Linked DNA regions of Homo sapiens: region 1 is linked to region 2. A link is an interaction called in ENCODE POLR2A ChIA-PET data of the cell type or tissue named here. Cell type or tissue: endothelial cell of umbilical vein. All regions are shown on one strand. Each heading gives the region's core, and the rest is flanking DNA. Links, peaks and the distances in the headings are about the cores only. Region 1 overlaps UBE2H (ubiquitin conjugating enzyme E2 H). Region 2 overlaps UBE2H (ubiquitin conjugating enzyme E2 H).

Region 1 (8,335 bases), core at 138-8,137, 67 kb after region 2:
TTTTTTAATACATAGAAACAGAGTTGCACTCTGTTGCCCAGGCTGGAATGCAGTGGTGCGATAATAGCTCACTGCAGCCTTGAGCTCCTAGGCTCGAACAGTCCTCCCATCTCAGCCTCCCCAGTAGCTGGGACTATAGGTGCATACTACCATGCCTGGCTAGTACCCCGTTTTCAATAAGCTTCTAAAACTGGTATTTGTATATTATTTATCTTATCCCCTTGGATTGTAAGCACCATGAGTGAGGACTTTGTCTTGTTCTCGTCTCTCTCTCTCTATACACACGCACACGCACACGTGACTGTAACAGTGCCTGGTGCACAATAAGGGTTCGACTATTTGTTGTCTTAATGAGTGAATTAATCATGTCCAGAACTGTTTAACAAGAGAGTTTTAGGGGAGATGATGGCATATAGTTGAGGCAACAAGAAAGAACATACACTCCGAGCTTGATTAAATGGATTCCTTTTAAGATGGTTTTTTTGGTAAAAATGTCTCATGGCAGGCTGCCTGGAATATCTGATGTAATGATGTGTTTTCTTAAACTACATTCACATCTTAAAAATGTACATATCAAAATACTGCAATCTGGTTCCAATTACAATGAAGTAAATTGATGTTTAGTTTTGCTAAAGCTTTTACCATTGACCAGAAAAGCTTTGTGAAAGATGTTTGCTGACTGTCAAGTACTTCATGTCTCAGAACAGGTTTTTTAAAAAAATAACAGTTTCACTGAATTATAATTCACAGACATGCAAATCACCCATTTAAAGTGTGTAATTCAGTAGTTTTTAATACATTCAGTTATATGCAGCCATCACCACAGTCAATTTTAGAACATTTTCATCACCTCAAAAATAAATGTGTACCCTTTAACTATTCGCCCTAGGCAACCACGAATCTGCTTTTTGTTTCTGTGGATTTGTCTTTTCTGGACACTTCTTAGAAACGTAATTATATAATATGTGGTCTTTTGTGACTGTTTTTTTTTTCACTTTGCATAATGTTTTCAAGGTTGATCCGTGTTGCATGTATCGGAAGTTCTTATGGCTGAATAATATTTCATTGTGTAGATAAACCACATTATTTGTCAGATAATAGACATTTGGGTTATTGCTGTCTTTTGGCTATTATGAGTGTTATAAATATTTGTGCACAAGTATTTGTGTAGACATGTTTGCATTTCTCTTGGGTATATACCTAGGAGTGAAATTGCTGGATAATATGTTTAACTATTTGAGGACTGATAGACTACTTTGTAAAGTGGCCAACATGAGTAAGTTTTCATCACATTTATAAAATGTTAGTGTACTTACATTAGCTTGCAAAGCATTTAATAAGCAGCAAGAGTTAAACCACGTTGGTCCAAGTGAACTGAAAGCAGACTTCTGTGTTACATGTGTATGAGTTACTGAACATGTTCCATAATACAGGAGTGTGAGCACACTAACAGGTAAGTGCAGGAAAACAAGAAGAAATATTTTCAGAGTATAGTCAAAAGTACACTGAGCATGGGAGAATTGTTTTGACATTTTGCTCAAAACTATTTCTGAAGAAAATTCAACATTTCTTTCACGGAAAGTTTTAGGAACAGGTAAATACAATTATATAAAGTACTGGTAGAATATGTTCGTTCAGATGACCTTGAAGTGTTTTTTCAGACTTATCTGAACTTGAGATCTGAACTGAATTTTTATTAGAAACTGTTAAAGCCTCTGGCATTGAAGGTTAGTTCATAATTGGTGAGTTCTGAATCACTTCATTTCCTGCAGTGGTTCCTGAGAGAATCTTAGTTCAAAGGACTGCCCCCGCCAACCCCTGCCCCGCCAAAAAAAAAAAAAAAAAAAAAACTAACACTAAATAACTAATAGGAGAAAGTTGGCGTGTCAACATAAATATTCAACTGAAAAGCAAAAGGCTAAGCCTGGCACCTAAAACTTGTTTCAACACTTTCCTCTGCTGTAGATTCGATGAGGGAGCAGGGAGTGGATTGTGAAATTTCCTGCCATTTACCTTGCCCCAGGACATGTACTGTTCTGTGGGTATACATATTTGTAGCGTAACAACAATTCACAGTTGAAATTTCAGATGTATGTTAATCATAGCCTGATATTAAACAACATTCATGTTAGCAGTAAATTTAGTCCTCTGTCCCCTCACACCCTTCCCCGCCATTGATTTCTGGTAAGCCAGTTGACTCATTGCTTCTGTTCTTATCCTGTTTTCTCTTTGCCAAGTGTATGTGCAATTTGTTTATTCAGAGTTCAAAATTGGTATAATTGTGGTTTACTCACCCAGTAATTTTTAATTTTGTATTATTTAACCTTACAAGAGAGCTAATTATAGTGAGGAATCGGATTAATTTTGTAAGATGCTTGCCATCAGTATGAAGTTATCAAGTATGAAGTTATCTATTGTTATTGTTATGACATTAAACAGAAAGTAGCAGATGACCAAAGTGATTTTGGCTTCCTGCATGATAGCATCTTTTTTTTTGCATCCCTTCCTGCTCTTCCAGACAGCAGTGACAGAAGCTCTGAGAAACATAAAATGTAGCCAAGGGGATCTGGATTTCCATTTCAAAACAAATTAATTTTAAGGACTGATAGGAGAGTTCATTAAGCCACAGGTAGCTTTTTAAGCACTCTTCTATTTTCCAGTTTTCCTTTTTTTCTCCAAAATATATTTTATCTGTAGTTGGCTTATCACCCTGCACTCCTGGGGGCCCAGGTGCCTTCACTGCGATACAGCTTTAATCTCTCTCTCATCCCACCCTTCTGGACCAGGCATGCTTGATCCCTGCAAATGTGTTTCTCTCTCCAGCTTTCATTTTACTCATTCTTTGACTGCCTTCGTAAATTATTTATATGATGGATTAAGTTGTAGGCTGGGCACGGTGGCTCATGCCTGTAATCCCAGCACTTTGGGAGGACAAGGCAGGCGGATCACCTTAGGTCGGGAGTTCGAGACCAGCCATAACCAACATGGAGAAACCCCATCTTTATTAAAAATACAAAATTAGCCAGGCGTGGTGGCGCATACCTGTAATTCCAGCTACTCGGACAGCTGAGGCAGGAGAATTGCTTGAACCCGGGAGGCGGAGGTTGCAGTGAGCCCAGATTGCACCATTGCACTCCAGCCTGGGCAATAAGAGCAAAACTCCATCTCAAAAAAACAAACAAAAAAAAAAGTTGTGGAGAAGTGAGGTGGAAGACAATTTTCTTATGAAATTGGGCAGTTTACATTTTCACTCTTAGGGTTGCTAGCCAGTGGACTAGATACTTCTACTCTTATTTTGCTGGAGAGAAAAATCAACATTTGGGAAAAGTCTTCCCCTAGAGTTATCTGGGGAGTTAGTAACAGGCAAATAAAATTGACTACAACAGAAGGAATACTTCAAGGACTTTGAGATTAGGCAAGAGATACAAATTTTTTTTTTTTTTTGAGACGGAGTCTCGCTCTGTCGCCCAGGCTGGAGTGCAGTGGCACGATCTCAGTTCACTGCGAGCTCCGCCTCCCGGGTTCACGCCATTCTCCTGCCTCAGCCTCCCGAGTAGCTGGGACTACAGGCACCTAAAATTTATTTTACCAGGCATTTAGAAATTTAAAATACAAATTTAACACTTATCCCATCCCCTTTTCAGTTAGATAGTCTGTGAATCTTCCCAAATAATTCAGATTTTGGCAGAAGGTATATCTTAAAATAATGCTTTATGCTGGATTAGTGCATGCTGTTTCCTAAACATTTTAGTGTAACTACACAGATAAGAAATACATGTATGTGTCTTCATGGATGATTAATTGGCCAACTACTATTTGAACAGCTTGAGAACTTCAGTATTGATCTGTCCATGTTGAATCACAAACGTCATCCTGCCTTTGGAACAGCTGGATGTCATTATTTGTAGATAGAGGCCAAGTAGAGCAATTCTGTCCAGTACTATTGGGATAATGTCACCTGTTGTACATAATAAAGAAATGTGCTCAGTTGTGGATTTGCGCTTCAACAGTGCTTAGCTAGCTCCGTAACCAACCTTCTTTATCTGTCTGCTTGGAAATCTTCAGATGAGGTGTATGTGGCTCAGGAGTCTAACTAGTTATATACATAAAAATGGAGTCTTGCTGGCTTTGAACAACTTAGTGGACATTCATTAAAAATACCACACTCACTGGTGGTCAGCTTTAAAACCATGGGGTGGTCCAGGCTTTTTGGATCGTGGGACATGAGCCAGCCAGGGTATGGCTCTGAAAGACAGCCACAGCTATGCTCTACTTTCGTAGGGGCTCTGATTTTAGGGCTTGTTTCATTCTTGATTATATGTAAATGTAACCTTGATTTGTTTTATCTTCATTCACTTACGATTACTGAGTTATAAAGTCTTCCCAGCGTATGGACACTTGGCTTGTAATTGCAGGAAGTTACCTCTTGTTATTCTTTTCTGATATTAACAACTAAATTATTGTCTAGTAATTACAAGCTTGAATAGCGAGTTTTAGTATGACAGCAAGACTATCCAGCTAGCTAATTACACATTAACTGCCCTCATTTCTGGAAGGTTAATAACAAATCCTATTACCATGTTTTAGCTTACAAGCTCTTAAGGTAAGCAGGGTTATAAGGTTTGAACGAGGATGAATTACCTCTAAAAAACACCCAAATAGACGAGAATTGTTTTGAGATTGACAATGCAACAAGAGCAGTGTTTTTGATGAACAAGAGCTTGTTTTCTTCATTGTGATCTATGCAGTAGCACTTATTTTCTTCTGCAACTCTCTGAAGTTTAAATATGTTGGGGGGAAAGGGGCTACAATTAGGCAATGAATGGGAAATTACCTTTTAAGCGGGTTTGGAATGCTTTAAAAACAGTCTATGTCCTGTAACTACACACCTCAGTTTGGTGGCCTGGTAGCCTGGCCCTGAGCAGAATGTGGCTGGTTTTCCCAGTTTCAGCACCCTGCATCCATCTGTCCATCTATCTTTTCTCTTCTCTTTTCTCTTCTTTCTTTCTTTCTCTCTCTCTCCTTTCTCTCTCTCTGTCCCTCCCCCCATCCCCCTTCCCTCTCTCTCTCTTTCTCTCTCTCTCTCTTTCTTTTTTGAGACAGAGTCTTACTCTGTCGCCCAGGCTGGAGTGCAGTGGCGCAATCTCGGCTCACTGTAACCTCTGCCACCTGGGTTCAAGCAGTTCTCCTGCCTCAGCCTCCCAAGTAGCTGGGATTACAGGCGCCTGCCACCGCACCTGGCTAATTTTGTGGTTTTAGTAGAGATAGCATTTCACCATCTTGGCCATGCTGGTCTTGAACTCCTGACCTCATGATCCACCTGCCTCGGCCTCCCAAAGTACTGGGATTACAGGCGTGTGCCACCACGCCAGGCCAGCGCCCTGCATCTTTCATATTGCCCTTTCCCACACAGCACAGGAACACCTGTTTCTAGCTTTGAATACTTAAAAACCAAAATGCTACTACTGAGATTTAAATGTATTTATCATGTATGTTGCAAACATTCTTTGAGTGTTTGAATTCCTACTAATTGTTATTTTTTTCTTTTTTTTTGAGACAAGGTCTTGCCCTGTCACCCAGGCTGGAGTGCAGCGTGGCTCACTGCAGCCTCAACCTTCTGGGCTCAAGTGATCCTCCTGTCTCAGCCTCTCAAATAGCAGAGACTACAGGCATGCACCACCACATCAGGCTAATTTTTTATTTATACTAGAGATGGGGGTGTCACTATGTTGTCCAGGCTGGTCTCGAACCCCTGGGCTCAAGTGATCTGCCCACCTGGGCCTCCCAAAGTGCTAGGATTACAGTCATGGGCCACTGCACCCAGCCACCTTTTTTGAGAGGTGGGAGGAGGGAAGAGTTTGGTGTGTTTTTTAAGCATCCCACTTCTTTTCGGAGGTGTTTTCACCTGTTTCTGTTTTTTTATTTTGTTTTGTTTTGTTGCCTGCATGGCCCTCTTCATTAAGACTTTATCTTTTAAAGATCCCCATGGGCTAATATGAGAAGATATGTGAATCTGCTGAGCTTAGACTTTTTATATATTTTCTCCACACATGAGACCCTCTCAGTCAAGTAATTGTATGAATTCTTTAATATACCTTTTAGTATTTGGTGGCGGGTTATATTATCTTAATTGCAGCTAGTTAGCCTTCAGTAAACTAGGTGCAGCATTGTGAGCCCTGTGGCCAGTTGGGCCTGAGCCACAGCACTGCAGGAAGTCTGGTGGGTTGCTTCAGCTCTCCACCTGTGTGCCCTCAAAACAGGTGGAGAAATGGGCTTTTTGTCACTGAAGTTGAGTTCAAATTAATTGTTTTATTATTTTATTTTATTTTATTTGAGATGGAGTCTTGCTCTGTCACTCAGGCTGGAGTGCAGTGGTGCAATCTTGGCTCACTGCAACCTCTGCCTCCTGGGTTCAAGCGATTCTCCTGCCTCAGCCTCCCAAGTAGCTGGGATTACCGGCGCCCACCACCAAACCCGACTAATTTTTGTATATTTAGTAGAGACAGGATTTCACCATGTTGGCCAGGTTGGTCTTGAACCCCTGACTTCAAGTGATCTGCCCGCCTCAGCCTCCCAAAGTGCTGGGATTACAGGCGTGAGCCACTGCGCCCGGCTCAAATTAGTTATTTTAGAGAATATTACTTTTAATCTCAAAACTGTTTCTTTGAATTCTGCCTGCCTATCCGATTGGTTTTACTGAAGTTTTCCTTGAGGGGCTGTCTGTCATCTTTTAGGGCCCTCTGTTTGCAAGTTTTTTTCAAAAATAACAACTGCTTAGTTGTGTGCAGTGTAGGACTCTTTATAGGTTTTTGACTACTCTTCTTTTCTTGTAGAATTTCACTGTCTTTTAATGTTTACAGACTGCAAGCAGGATAAAATTAAAAATTCAACCATTATTAATATTGCTGCTTTGTAGGAGCTGGTAAAGGAGTAGAAGGTAAAGATCTATTAATTATAGTGTCTAATACACCCTTGAGGAAAATCTGTTAACTCCAAATTATTAAGTACCTAAAGAAATCTGGAGATCTTAATTTATTTGCCCTATTTCAGGCCTTACCAAAAAAAAAAAAAAAAGCTACCTGGTTTTTGTGCATATAGTAGATACCCACCACCACCACCAAAAATAATTGTGGAATGAATGAGATTTCATGGTTGGCTTTATTTTGGGCACATATTGTAAAATTCATGACTTGCGTGGCAGTTCATGACGAATTCAATACAGTTCCTAAAGTCAACCAATGGAATTTTGAAAGGTCAACAGCTGCTTTTCTCTAGTAGTCAAGGATGTGAATAACTTGGGTGAAATTCCCAGGAGTTTCAACTATAATGACCAAAAGTTCAGGGGAAAGAGATCTATGTAAGTCACAGAGGGAATCATCAGTTCTAGACAACAATTGACTTGTGATTTTTGTCCATGTTTTCCTCTAGGTGTGAACAGGATTTTTCTTTCCTTTCCTGTCAGCCCTGTTCCTTATTGAATTACAGAACAGATAAATACCTTAGACAGTAGTGACTATCCCTGTGATTTTCGGCTTGGAAAGCCAGGAGTCCTCCTCCAGAGGGAGAGGGATGATGAAAGAAGTTTGGATAGCATGCTTCTGGAGGATGCAGAATTTTGATTGGCAAATAATCATTGTACATATTCATGGGGTACATAGTGATGTGTTTTTTGTTTTTTGTTTTTGTTTGAGACAGAGTCTTGCTCTGTCGTCCAGGCTGGAGTGCAGCAGCGTGATCTTGGCTTACCGCAGCCTCCACCTCCCGAGTTCAAGCAGTTCTCCAGGTTGCAGAATTTTGATTGAGGGCAAGAGGAACTTATTGTTTGTGGGAAATGACCTAAGTGATTGTTTTAAGGAAACTTTCTCTGATTACAAAGGCGAGAGTATAGAGCCTTTAAGGCCATTTAGTAGATGGCTGCCCTGATCCAGGGCTGGAATGATATATTGGTTTTGACATAGTTACATGCCAGGGGAAATAAAAGAAAAACTAGAGACATTTCTGGGAAACTGAGTGAGTACATGGAAGAAAGGAAGAACACCTAGCCAGATTCCTTCCAGAGGCTTGGAGCCTGAGAGCCAGGGCGTTAGAGTCAACCTACTCCCTTCATTAGGTGAAGGGAATGGGTTTTCAGGAAAATAATCTTAGACATGTAAAGTTTGATAAGACTACAAGACTAGACATATGAAGGACCAGTTATATGGATTTGGTAGTTACCAACATAGACTTCTTATTTTTCTTTCTTTCTTTTTTATTTAAAGAGACTGGGCCTCAGCTGGGCATGGTAGCTCACGCCTGTAATCCCAGCACTGGGAGGCCAAGGCGAAGAGGATCACTT
Region 2 (8,335 bases), core at 172-8,171:
ACAAAAAATTAGCTGGGCTTGGTGGCGGGTGCCTGTAATCCCAGCTACTCTGAGGCTGAGGCAGGAGAATAGCATGAACCTGGGAGGCGGAGCTTGCAGTGAGCCGAGATCATGCCACTGCACTCCAACCTGGGCGACAGAGCGAGACTCCTTCTCAAAAAAAAGAAAAAAAAGAAAAATCTCAGATACAAGCCAGGCACTGTGTGTGCACTTGTAGTCCCAGCTACTTGGGAGGCTGAGGCTGGAGGATCGTTTAAGCCCAGGAGTTCAAGTCAGTCTGGGCAATATAGCAAGATCCCCATCTCTAAAACAAAATAACTCAGATACATATAATTAGAATAGTATAAATAAATATCTGTATACCACCCTACTATGTAGACTCAATATTTTGCTATATTTGCTATCTCATATTTTTGGCTGAGCCATTTATAATTTGCAAATACTGTGAGACTTCAGTGTAAATACTTTAACATGCATCTTCAAAGAATAAGGACTGTTTTTCTGGGCACAGTGGCTCATGCCTGTAACCTCAGGATTTTGAGAAGCCGAGGCGGGTGGATCACTTGAGGTCAGGAGTTCGAGACCAGCATGGCCAAAATGTTGAAATCCCATCTCTACAAAAATTAGCCAGGCGTGATGGCGTCTGCCTGTAATCCCAGCTACTCAGAAGGTTGAGGCAGGAGAATCACTTGAGCCCAAGAGGCAGAGGTTACAGTGAGCCGAGATCATGCCATTGCATTCCAGCCTGGGTGCCAGAGCAAGACTCCATCTCAAAATAAAAATTAAAAGGCCAGGCACGGTGGCTCATGCCTGTAATCCTAGCACTCTGGGAGGCTGAGGTGGGTGGATCACCTGAGGTCAGGAGTTCAAGACCAGCCTGGCCAACATGGCAGAAACCCATCTCTACTAAAAATACAAAAATTAGCCAGGCGTGGTGGCTGGTGCACACCTGTAGTCTCAGCTACTCAGGAGGCTGAGGCAGGAGAATTGCTCCAACCCAGGAGGCAGAGGTTGCAGTGAGCCGAGATCGTGCCACTGCACTCCAGCCTGGGTGACAAAGTGAGACTGTCTAAAAAAAAAAAATTAAAAAAGAATAAGGACTTTTCTTACATAAACACAGTACCATTATCACACCAGAGGATATTAATAGTAACTTCAATTATATCATGTAATATCCATAGAGGAAATATTGAAATGGTGAGATGTTTTGTCTAGCCACTTTCAAAGAAAGAAAGCCTGTATTTTTACATTTTAAACAACAGTAATTAGACAAAGTTAGCGCCAAAAAGATTGGTTTGAAACCCATGCAATGTTAGTGGGAAAAATGTTCTCATTCATTCTAATAATTTATGAAGTCAGCTTTTTTTTTTTTTTTTTTTTTGTGACAGAGTCTCTTGTTGCCCAGGCTAGATGCAGTGGCGTGATCTCAGCTCACTACAACCTCTGCCTCCCAGGTTCAAGTGATTCTCCTGCCTCAGCCTCCCAAGTAGCTGGGACCACAGACGTGTGCCACCATGCCTGGCTAATTTTTTGTATTTTTAGTAGAGACAGGGTTTCACTGTGTTGGCCAGCCTGGTCTTGAACGCCTGACCTCAAGTCATCCGCCCGCCTCGGCCTCCCAAAGTGCTGGGATTACAGGCGTGAGCCACCATGCCCGGCAAAATCAGCTTTTAAATTAGGGTTTAAATTTGCTTTTGTAGCTGCATATTTTAAAAAGTTTGCTTGAGCCCAGCAGGTTGATCCTGCAGTGAGCTATGATTGCACCAATGCACTCCAGCCTAGGTGACAGAGTGAGACCCTGTCTCTAAATAGATGAGTCCATTTTTCTGCCCTTAGAAAATATAGAATGATGAGTACAATTGGACCCTCAAGAGTAAAGATCAGAGACAGTGACACAGTCTAGCAGAAAATAATGGTACCTGCTGCAAAGGGTCATTGTTACCAAGTAAGTGAAATTGTGTAGTAGTGGTTAGCACAGTATCTAACACATAAGCACACCAATGTTAGCTTTAAAAAAAAAAATCACGTGTAATATATATTGATTTGGAACTATAAACACCAGGACTTTTTTTTTTTAGAGGCAGAGAGTCTTGATAGGTTGTCCAGGTTGTTCTCAAACTCCTGGCCTCAAGTGATCCTCCCACTTTGACCACCTAAACAGTGAGCCACTGTGCCCGGCCAACACCAGGACATTTTAAAGATTGCTTTTTTTTTTTTTTTTTTTTTTGACTTTTTCTAGTCATTTGTTTATTACATTGTTTTCAATGACAAAATATTTTAAGCACCACAACAAATATGTGGAATAAAATAATGAACAGCATCCATTTCCCAGTTGTCAGATTTTAACATTGTCTTCAGAACTTTTTTTTGAGGTAATAACACCTGAAGTTACACTAAAGCCTCCTGTGATGTCTTTCCTGATTCCGCTTCCCTCCCTGTCTTCTTGAATTGTCATCATACCATTCATGTTTATTTTCTCATATATGTATGTATGTAGTATTTTGTATGTTTATATAAATATACATTTTGATTCAATATTACTTTTAAGATTTATTGATATTATTAGAAGTATTCTAGTAGCTTTACTTCATTTGTTTCCAGTTCATTTATATTGAGTTATATGTGTACCATATTTTTTCCATTTTGTTAATGCACATTTAGGTTATTTCCAGTTTTTCACCGTTATATACAGTGTCATAATTAACATTTATGAGTGTCTTTTTGAGCACATATGTGTTTTTCTGGGATAGTGTTTTTCAAGCCTTTTTTGTTCACTAGACACAGTAAGAAATGTATTTTACATTGATACCCAAAATATGTGTGTGTTTATTTGCATAATGTTCATATATATATGCATAAATATTTACATGTAATAGAAATTATAGTTTTATAAAATATTTACCCTGAAAAAATATTTACGCATACAATGTGAGAGATGCATACTTGAGATATGAATAAATATCCCTTCATTTAAAAATAAGCTGATCAGGACAATATTTGACAAATAATAGTCTAATGTATGTAACCTGAAGCAGAATTGCTGCTTTGACAGTGCTCATTTTCAGCTTGGCGAGAGATGAAAAATATCACTCTTCAAAGTAATTTTACCAAACTCACATTCCCATCAGCAACATATGAGAGTTCCTGTTTATTCATATCCACACCATCATTTATCCAGCTTTCTAACATTTTGCCTATCTGATGGATGTGAAATGGTATCCCAGTGTTTTCTCAGTTTATTTTCTAGTCAAATATTTTTGGTGCCTTCTTTCTGTCAGACCCTGTGCAAAGCAGTAAAGATGGTAACAAGAGAGGTGAGACATGGCTTTCCTATTCTAGGGAGCTTGCATTCTAGGAGAGAGATGAACTTTGTCTCCCAGTGAGTGGCAAAGGGACACACAACGGGGTGCAATGTGCAGCCTGCCTAGGGAAATGGGGCTGTTCCAAGAGATGAAGTTTGACCTTGGTCTTGAAAGATGAGTGGGCATTTTCAGAGAGCTGTGGAGTTGAGGGGCATTCCGGGTGGAGGGGAGGCAAAGGCATAGAGCTGTAAAACCACATTATTCAAGAAACTTAATGAGTGTTCATGACTGTAGAGTCCCAGGATTGGTGAGGCCAAGGAATAAGCAGAGGAGAGCCTGCAGATATGGAGGCAGGTGGAGTTGTATGCTGCCGGCACCAGACTCATTGAAGGTTTTAAGTAGGGTGTTAACAGGAGTTTTATTTTGTTTTTACAAGTCTAGGAATGGATTCTGGTATTAAACGTGATGGTCAATCAAGTTTTTGTCTTAATTTCAGTTTCAAACGCATTAGCTTAGCTGTTTACTATAGTCTTTTTGAAACAGGTAGATAATAGAAATTATTATATTTCCTTTGAACTAGAGTTGGTCATTTTCTATTCTTTCCTAGCATATGACACATTTCCTTTCATCCATGTGCCTTGTTTTTTGGTGCTTTTTTTTTTTTTTTTTTTTTACTTTGTTTTTGTTTTTGAGACAAGGTCTTGCTCAGTTACCCAGGCTTGAGTGCAGTGACACAATCATAGCTCACTGCAGCCTCGACCTCTCGGGCTCAAGTGATCCTTCTACCTCAGCCACCTCAGTAGCTGGTACTATAGGCGTATACTACCACACCTGGCTAAATTTTGTATTTTTTTGTAGAGATGGGGTTTCACCATGTTGCCCAGGCTGATTTCAAACTCCCGGGCTCAAGTGATCTACCTGCCTCAACCTCCCAAAGTGCTGGGATCACAGGCAAGAACCACAGTGCACAGCCTTCTTTCTTTTCTTTCTTACATGTTAAACATATACATAGAGAAAGGGTCTACATTGTATAGGCTGGTTGTGAGCTCCTGGCCTCAAGCATCCAGCCCATGCTCCTTAGTTTTCAGTGGGACAACAAATGGTCTTCACAGGTGTTTTTTATTGTCAAATATGAATAGGTATAGCTTTGTACAGGTTGGTAATTTTAAGAATTTGGATTTTGGGGCCGGGCACTTGAGCCTGACCAACATGGCAAAACCCTGTCTCTATTTTAATAAAAATACAAAAATTAGCTGGGTGTGGTGGCACATGCCTGTAATCCCAGCTACTCAGGAGGTTGAGCATGAGAATCATTTGAACCCAGGAGGCAGAGGTTGCAGTGAGTCTTGATTGTGTTGCTGCACTCCATCCTGGGTGACAGAGCAAGACTGTCTCAAAAAAAAAAAAAAAAGAATTTGGATTTTTTGGACAATGTCTTTCATGAGGATACTTTCAGTCTTTATCTCTTACTCTTGCTACATTGTATGTAGCAAGTATGGATATAGTTAAAAGAACTTCCTTTAGAAAGCTGGAGTGCCTCCTGTTAATCAACTGTATGTGCGTGCATGTATATATAAAGGTGATGATATGAGAGATTGCTTTGGACTTCTTGCAGCTTTTGGCATTCCTGGGCTGCCAGTCCCTTTTTAATAGGAGCATTTGTCTTGCTTTAAGACATGAAAGTTTGAGGCCTGCCAGTGTCTAATAAAAGCAGTTTTTGGAGAGCAAATTACAGAGAGTCGTGTTTTGAAATTCTCAGTGCCTTAAAAGAATAGATGTGAACCATAGCATGGAATAGTAAGCACTTATTCGCGTGTGCATACTTGATACTAGCTTTTGGTGAGAAGTCTCACACTTGTGCTAGTGTTAAGGAGCGTATTCAAAGGTATGTTGGTATGTTCATTGAGATGCAGGGGCAACACTGAGCATTGTGTAGATCCTATTTTTAATTTAGGAGAATCCTATGCAGGTAGGTTAACTTTTTTAAACCTTACAGTTCAAAGTTGTTGTTTTTTTACCCCTCCTTTTCACCTCCCAGTTCAAAGTTTTAATTGTGTTTCCTAGCTCCTTGATATTTAACAATTACATACTTCCCTGCTCTCTCTAAAATAAAGGCTTTTTATTAGTTCAGGATTTAGTCCAGGGAGACCTTTTACTGCGTGAACCATGCTTGAGATGAAAAGAACTAGACAGAAGCATGTATTGCCCAGTGTCCCTGCCTGTGCCCTTTCTTCTCAGAAAACCCTGGCTAGTTGATTGTCTCAGCCTCATGGTCTTTTGTTACCACCAACCTCCCTGCACCCCAGACTCCAGCAGGCACACACACATCTGCACACACACAGTTTAGCTGATGGAGAAGGAGTAGGGATGTGAGGGTGTGTCCTCAGGGTAGGGGCTGGGACTATTTCATTTTCTTTCTGTCTTCAGCAAATGTAATGCATGTTAACACCTTGGCAGTAAAAGTGGGCTGGATCAGTTGGATACAAGGTGACTGTTCTAAAATAAAATGAAAAACAGCATAATCTCGAATTTGTAGGCAACATGTGAGACCCAGCAAATGGAACTTTTTGTTTGTTTGTTTGAGACGGAGTCTCGCTTTGTTGCCAGGCCGGAGTGCAGTGGCACGATCTCGGCTCACTGCAACTTCCACCTCCCAGGTTCAAGCAATTCTCCTGCCAGTAGCTGGGACTACAGGCACCTGCCACCATGCCCAGCTGTGTTTTTTTTTTTTTTTTTGGAGACGGAATCTTGCTGTGTCGCCCAGGCTGAAGTGCAGTGGTGTGATCTCGGCTCACTGCAAGCTCCGCCTCCCAGGTTCACGCCATTCTCCTGCCTCAGCCTCCAGAGTAGCTGGGACTACAGGCGCCCGCCACCACTCCTGGCTAATTTTTTGTATTTTTGGTAGAGATGGGGTTTCACCGTGTTAGCCAGGATGGTCTTGATCTCTTAACCTCTTGATCCCCCTTCTTGGCCTCCCAAAGTGCTGGAATTACAGGTGTGAGCCACCGCTCCCAGCCGCAAATGGAACTTTTGCAGGTGGTTTGGCCATTAGCCGTGTACATGCTTAGAGTGTGTTTAGGCTAGTGGACAGGATGTTCTCTGTGTGTACTGTGTAACCTTGAGGCTTTGCGTCTATTTCTATTTCCCTAGAAATGAAATCTAAAACAGGCTGCTTTCCTTCCCCCTAGCTTTCCAAACAAAAGTAAGGCTTGTAGATGTGAACTAGACTGTTGCAAAGTTCTGGAGAGGATGGCTGTGGTTTGGGATTTGATTTTTGGTAGGCTTTTTTTTTTTTTTTTAATTGTTAGAACTTGAGTGTGATAAATGGCTTCTTTTTTTTTTTTTAAGTGGGAAGAAAATACAAGATCATTAACCACTTGTGCATATTCTATTTCAAATGGCTTAGAAATTTAAAGCAAACTTGTTAAAGTTTGTAGAAGCTGAGTTGTTGATTTCTGTGGTGGATAAAAGCCAGTGCTGTATCTGGAAACTGTTTTCCTGTTTTTCTTAGATACCCCTTGAATCGGATCTGTTTAATGGAAGAGGATTTTTCTGTTAAGCTGGTTATAATGCCGGTTAAACTTTGTGTTTAGGATGTTAAAGTCCTGGAATGAATATAATTACCTGCCTATATAAAAAAAGCTGAAGTCATTTGACGAAAAGTTAACAAGTGCAGGCATGTGAGCTATTTGAAAATTTAAAATGCATCTGAGAGAGCTTTCTAAGATTCAGAGGGTTTTATGGATTTTTTCTGGCTTTTTAATAATTGAACTTTATATGAAATGTACATTTTAGCTAGATGGACTTACGAGGCAGATAGAGGTCAAGGAATTTTTAAATTATAGATTGTCTTTGCATTGCCTTTGGTCTGTTTCTGTATTCTGAACTGATGATTGAAAGAACGATCTGTGGTACTCAACATTTTTATGGATTTTGAGATACAAAGGGAGCTCAAAAGCAACTGCATGCTGGGGATGGTAGGAGTTCTCTTGAAAGACAGGCAGAGTTAGGAGGGTCTGGGCCACTTAGCCCGTTTGCTTTTGCTTTGGCCACAGGTACGGGCAGGCTGTTTTACAAGGAGTTAAAGTTCTGCTTCTAAACAGATGCCTTTCTGTTTCAGTGTTTCTTCCTAGTGCTCTGAAAACCATATGTGGGGAAAATAGTTCGTTCTGTTTAGAGGTTAAGGGTGTTGCCTGCCTGAAAGTACCAGTAGTAGTATTTAGTATTTATTTATTTTTTTGAGACAGAGTCTCGCTCTGTCACCCAGGCTGGAGTGCAGTGGCGCAATCTCGGCTCACTGCAAACTCCGCCTCCCAGGTTCATGCCATTCTCCTGCCTCAGCCTCCCAAGTAGCTGGGACTACAGGTGCCCGCCACCACACCCGGCTAATTTTTTGTATTTTTAGTGGACGGGGTTCCACTGTGTTAGCCAGGATGGTCTCGATCTCCTGACCTCGTGATCTGCCCGTCTCAACCTCTCAAAGTGCTGGGATTACAGGTGTGAGACACCGCGCCCGGCTGTATTTAGTATTTAAATAAAGTGTGAAGAAGCAGGTGAAGAAACCTTCCTACCATTTAACAAGAGGGAGCCAAGCCCGTGGTTTTTGTTGCAGGAAATGTGCTTCTGCCACTCCTTTAAAGCTGTGAAAGTTAATTTCACAGCCTCGGGGAAAGACATTGTTTCCCCTAAAGATCAGGTCTTGAAGTTGGAAGTTGTCATTTGGTCTATAACTTACACTAATGAAAAGCCTCTTAGAGTGCTTACTGTGTGCCAGACACATTAATCATAGTAGTAACAGCTGACATTTGAGCGCATCCTGGGCCGGACATTGTGTTTTTTAGCACTTTAAATATCTTCCTCAGTCCTCAGAATAACTCAAGAGGTAGGTACTGTTTTCTTTTTTTCTGTTTTAAAGATGAAACCTTAGGCCCCTATCTCATGCCAAGTAAGTTGCAGAGCTGAGAGATAAGCTCAGTCTGTATAACTCGGGAGCTTTGACTCTGAACAACTAAATTCTCTATTATGGTACTGAT

What was found. ChIA-PET counts read pairs that join two places held together with the same protein. Peaks named below come from ENCODE experiments on the same cell type or tissue, not always from the same donor. Only the 100,000 strongest peaks of a DNase experiment are listed, where the experiment ranks them.
Region 1: POLR2A ChIA-PET joins it to region 2 with 10 read pairs; 5 of 35 experiments call an interaction of 5 or more read pairs at or near these places.

Annotation. Positions count from the first base shown.
Region 1 is chr7:129,847,576-129,855,910 of GRCh38, reverse strand. All of the region lies in intron 5 of UBE2H (ubiquitin conjugating enzyme E2 H), which reads left to right. Among named protein-coding and RNA genes, the nearest start is that of MIR183, 77 kb to the right of the region's middle. In endothelial cell of umbilical vein, for the core only: no CTCF peak of the experiment used is centred there; DNase peaks (open chromatin) are centred at 500 and 2,160; H3K27ac peaks cover 785 bases.
Region 2 is chr7:129,914,741-129,923,075 of GRCh38, reverse strand. All of the region lies in intron 1 of UBE2H (ubiquitin conjugating enzyme E2 H), which reads left to right. Among named protein-coding and RNA genes, the nearest start is that of UBE2H, 34 kb to the left of the region's middle. In endothelial cell of umbilical vein, for the core only: no CTCF peak of the experiment used is centred there; DNase peaks (open chromatin) are centred at 3,855 and 6,495; H3K27ac peaks cover 1,511 bases.